Linked DNA regions of Mus musculus: region 1 is linked to region 2. Evidence: chromatin loops called from intact Hi-C (ENCODE). Cell type or tissue: gastrocnemius. All regions are shown on one strand.

Evidence for each region. A loop is a pair of places that touch in the nucleus more often than their neighbours do. Peaks named below come from ENCODE experiments on the same cell type or tissue, not always from the same donor. Only the 100,000 strongest peaks of a DNase experiment are listed, where the experiment ranks them.
Region 1: a loop joins it to region 2, with 2.6 times the contacts of the local background. A loop is called at or near these places in 1 of 42 quality-filtered maps.

The regions. Positions count from the first base shown.
Region 1 is chr2:90,559,097-90,561,596 of GRCm38, reverse strand. The region is part of intron 1 of Ptprj (protein tyrosine phosphatase, receptor type, J); the gene reads left to right. Among named protein-coding and RNA genes, the nearest start is that of Ptprj, 20 kb to the left of the region's middle. In gastrocnemius, no CTCF peak of the experiment used is centred here; a DNase peak (open chromatin) is centred at 1,064.
Region 2 is chr2:90,624,112-90,626,611 of GRCm38, reverse strand. It overlaps Gm39870 (a long non-coding RNA gene), which reads right to left and starts at 2,039. Exons shown (of 3, transcript XR_866517.1): 1 at 1,962-2,039; 2 at 289-372. In gastrocnemius, a CTCF peak has its summit at 1,383; DNase peaks (open chromatin) are centred at 1,404 and 2,066.

The DNA of each region.
Region 1 (2,500 bases), 65 kb after region 2:
TTTTGATTGTCTTTCACGAGTTGGTGGACACTTGTTTTTTGCTACTTGGCTATTACAAATGAAACTGCTGTGAATACTTTTGCACGTTTTTATAGAGATGCAGGCTTTCTTTTTAAAAATCTTCTGTATAGGTGTGTATTCTGTGTAAGCGGTGTGTACGCGCACACTCGTGAGGAGTCAGGACAACTTGTGATGTCAGCCCTGTCTTTGCACCTTGTTTGAGACATGTCTTTCAAGGCTAGCTGGTCTGAGAGCTTCCAGCCATTCTCTGGTCCCATCTTGGGGTGGGAATACTGGGGTTATAAAACCCCACTACTGTTCCTGGCTTCATGTGGGCTTTAGGGATCTGCACTCAACCCTTACTGTGTACACAGCAAGTGCTTGTACTTGAGCCCTAGCTTTTCGGTATAGGGAGATTTAGGCTTGGAGAGAGTCAGTGACGGGAGCTGGGGCCTTTAGGAAGTGTTGGATAAGAAAAACCTGTGTGGATTTGCCCTGCCTACTTTTATGTGACCCTCTGAGGCAGGGTCTGTTCCTACCCCTTTGCTGATGGGCTACACAGTTAGAAAGTGGCTGGGACTGTCTGGCTGTTAGGCTTTCTGAAGCTGCCCTGCTCCAGTCAGTATGCTAGGGTTCCAGAGGAAAAAGCCTTCAGCAAATGGATCATGGTGGCATGCACATGTTTGTTAGGATTGGTAGGGAGAGATGCTGAGGGCTGGGGAGGGGGAAGCCTGCAGCATGACCTTCTGTGTAGTTGTGACAGGAAAAGTATCCTTTAGAATCATGATAGAGGGTAACATTTACAGCCTTTGATGATCTTGTGTCCTTTGAACATCACCTTCCTTATCTGGAACCCCAGGCTTTTATCCTGGCTTCCGGCCTCCCTTGAGGCTGAGTATGAATGAAGGAGTGGGAGAGGGAGGGAAGCAGACAGATGGGAGAGAGAGGGATAGGGGAAGACAGGTGGGAGAGGGGGCTGGGCGAGGGAGGTGGGATCGTTACCTACAGGAACCTGCAGAGCTCAGTGATGGTCCAGGGGGCACGGGGGCAGCTAGGGAGGAAATGTAGCAGGTGTGGGCAGGTAGCCTGCTGGTCTAGGAGGATATCCCATGCCCACTTGGGGGTTCTGGAACTTGCCAAAGCTCCTCCTAATGAGCTGGCTCTCACCCAGCCACTATTGATTTTTCCTGGTATTTGAATGTGAGCCTTTGTCTCTGGGAAGAGTGCTGGCAGCCTCCCCCATCCTAGAACACCCTCATCCCTACTGGACATCACCTACACTGCTGTGAGGCTTCCCAGGGCTCTGCCAGTCTCCTGGTGGCCTGACCTATCCGGGTTGGCCTCTCTGTTCAAGTGGCTGACGGTGGTTCTTATCTCTGACTCACAGCTTGCCTGGAGTTTGTGAAAAGCCTTGTCAGAAAATAGAGACAGAAGCCTCTCCTTGGAGGGGTTGTCATGTCGTGATGATGGTCTTGTTCCGACGATGCCACTATTTTGCAGGTTGTTTTGAATCAGTCACTTTTTTTAAAAAAAAAAGTGTGATGAACACATTTGTCTTAATATGAAAAGCCAGACTTATGTGATGCAAATTAGATGCTTTTTAAAACCCAAAGCCAGAATTCTCCACCCCCACCCCCACACCTGAATTAGACTGCAATTGCTCTTTTGTGTTTTCCTTCCTTGTGCTCAGTGTCTCCACAGTTGGACATAGGTGGGCCCCCTTCCTGTTCTGCGCTTGATGTCTTTGCTCTGGGCAGCAGCTGCTTGGTTGGGCGCTGCACTTAAGAATTTGAGCCGGGCGTGGTGGCGCACGCCTTTAATCCAGTACTTGGGAGGCGGAGGCAGGCGGATTTCTGAGTTCGAGGCCAGCCTGGTCTACAAAGTGAGTTCCAGGACAGCCAGAGCTATATAGAGAAACAAAAACAAAACAAACAAACAAAAAAAACAAAAACAAAAACAAAAAAAAAAGAAAAAAGAGTTTGAGTTATGAATATGGTCCCTGTACATTAAAAAAAATGATCAGACCCAAGGGTCCAATCCTGAGCAGGAAGGGGCCTTGATGAAGTGTTTTATAGATGTTGCTATCAGGACCTAGAGAGGGGAAGTGACTTGCCCATGGCCACACAGCTTCTCTGTGCTCTTAAGGCTTCCGACTTCAGCCACTTATTCCTTTTGGCCTGCCCTCTCAGATCCTAAAGTTCCTATAGTACACATATGGCATGTTCAGGGAACATACTTGCCTCTGATAACGTTTTTGACAGATGCTGCATTAAGCTCTGAGGTTGAATTCTTGGTATGTGCCATTCCTTTGGGGAGAAGACTGGAGGAGTCTGTTGGATTCTAGAGACACTAACCATTTCCTTTCCATCTGGCAGAGGGGAAGCTGGCCATGCCTGACCCATTTCACAGTCACACCATATCTGCTTTCAGTATAAAAACCAACCCAATTCTGGATGAACTTAGGTTGGCAAATTGGGGAAGCTGACTTTGGGAGGTAGGT
Region 2 (2,500 bases):
GCATATGCATCTTAGCTCAGTGGATGCAAGCATTTGAACCCGTCTGGATATCCAGCATCCACCTAAAAAGCTGGACAGAAAGGTGTAATTTTTTTTTTTTTTTTTTTTTTTTTTTTTTTTTTTTTTTTGGTTTTCAAGACAGGGTTTCTCTGTGCAGTCCTGGCTGTCCTGGAACTCACTCTGTAGACCAGGCTGGCCTCGAACTCAGAAATCCACCTGCCTCTGCCTCCCAAGTGCTGGGATTACAGGCATGAGCCACCACTGCCTGGTGAAACGTGTATTTCTTACCTGGGGAGATGAGGCCAGGCAAATCCCCGAGCTCCTTGGCCATCCACTCTGGCTAAGTTGGTTAGCTCCAGCTTCAGTGAGACCCTGTCTCAGAAAATAAGGAGAAGAACAATAGAGGAAGACATCCAGTGTTGGCCTCTGGCTTCCACACGCAGACAGACACAGGTGAACACACACCCAATGCACATATACATAAGTGTATACATATGCTCTCCCCCTGAGAATCAAGCAACACTTTACCTTAATAAAAAGTCCTAGGAGTGAGACTATTGCCTGCCTTAAAAACGTCTCAAGATGTTTATTTACATACATAAACACACACATATAATAATTTTCTATATCGTTAGTGTACTTTTTTGGGGGTAAACACATGCTGTTTTGTTAATTCGAAAACAACTAAACTTTTGTGGTATGACTGCCAAAAATGTACAGCCTGATTATAGTCATTAGGAAAACATCCAATAAACTGAAACGGAGCAACAATCTGCAAAATCCCTCATTTCACTTCTATAGGACAACAGTAGTAGCAACAGCAGCAGCAGCAGCAGCAGCAACAACAACAACCTAATAGCTCAAAAGACAAAGAAAAACACCAGATTTAATATAAGGTTTTCTTCTGCTGCAAAGGGATTATGGAGAAAATTTGAGAAATTTGGATAAAGTTTCACAATTGAATAATAATGTGGTCTCACTATCAATAAAGTAGATAATATAATTTACTCTTGAATGACTCAGAACAAATGTATTTGGAGTGTGTGTAGCAGAAAAGGAAGGTGTGGGGAGGGAGGAAAGAGGGAACATGATAAACCAACCAGTAACTGTTACAAGTTGGGGAGTCTGGGTGAAGAACTTACTGTAATTCTCATTTTTTTTTTCAGTTTTAAGTCTGCAATTGTGTTAAAGTAAATTAAAACCCACAAACTTTAAAATGTCCCCAAATGAATAGGATAGGCACAAATTTTAAATATAAAAATAAGACACGTTGATCATTTGTTTTTTCCTCATTTGCTCTGTCAAACTAGCTCACAGTGCTGGGTTGTTACTGTTTTCACAAACATGATTTAAGGCTATAACAAACACTGGTCCAGCACTCGATAGAGGGCGCTGTAACATTGCAAAGCCTAAGCCACAGCTCCTGTGCTTAATGTGGATTCTGAGGTGTTGACCAGTAGGATGGGGGCGGGGGGGGGGGGTTGAGAGTCTCACAACTGAACTGTATCCACAACTCATTTTACAAATGAGCCCACTGAGATGCAGAGAAGGAAACATGTCGCTCAAAGCCACAGTAACAAGCATCCTCCTCCTCTAGACCTTGAGAGCATAGCTGGCGTTTCTCCAAGGTTTCCCTAGGTTCCTAACCCGTACTAAATGCTTTGAGTGCAAGACCCTTTTAATCATTTGCCTACACCCATTTTGAATTCTGAGTTGAGATCCAGTAACTCAGGACCTTGTTGGGTGTCATAATAAACCAAAAATCAAACAAAAAAAAGAAAGAAAGAAGGAAAGAAAGAAAGGAAGGAAGGAAGGAAGGAAGGAAGGAAGAAAGAAAGAAAGAAAGAAAGAAAGAAAGAAAGAAAGAAAGAAAGAAAGAAAAGAAATCCTGGCTCTTCCTACAGCTAACTTGGCATTCCATGCCACAGTTCTGCCTGGGCGTTTACTCTGAAAGAACTCACCATATAAAGGGGAGGCAGAACACAGCCATCAGAGTGCCAGGGAACTGAGACTCTCCTGCTGCACACGCTTGCTGGCAAGGAACCAGAAGCCCGGGGAAGGAAGGTTGTTGGGACTCTGGGAGGAAGGAAGGAGGGAGCAAGGTGCAGCCAGGCAGTTAAGAGGCCCATGAAATCTGGAAAGCTGGGCCAGGGAGATGGCTCAGGGGGTAAAAGCTGCTTGCTGCCAAGCCTGACAACCCCGAGTTCCATCCCTGGGACACACATGATAGAGGGAGAGAGTCAGCTCCCACAAGTTATACTTTCCCTCCATGCTTACACTATGGCATTGTGTGCGCGGGTGCATGCACACATGTACATGCATACATGTGCATGCCTGTGTGCATGCACACACACACACACACACACACACACACACACACACACACATACACACACACATCAAATGTAAAAAAAAAAAAAAAAAGAACAAAGTAAGAAGATAGATTTAAGACAATGAGAAAGCTAATATGGAGAGAAAATGAAGAGGGAGACAGGGCAGG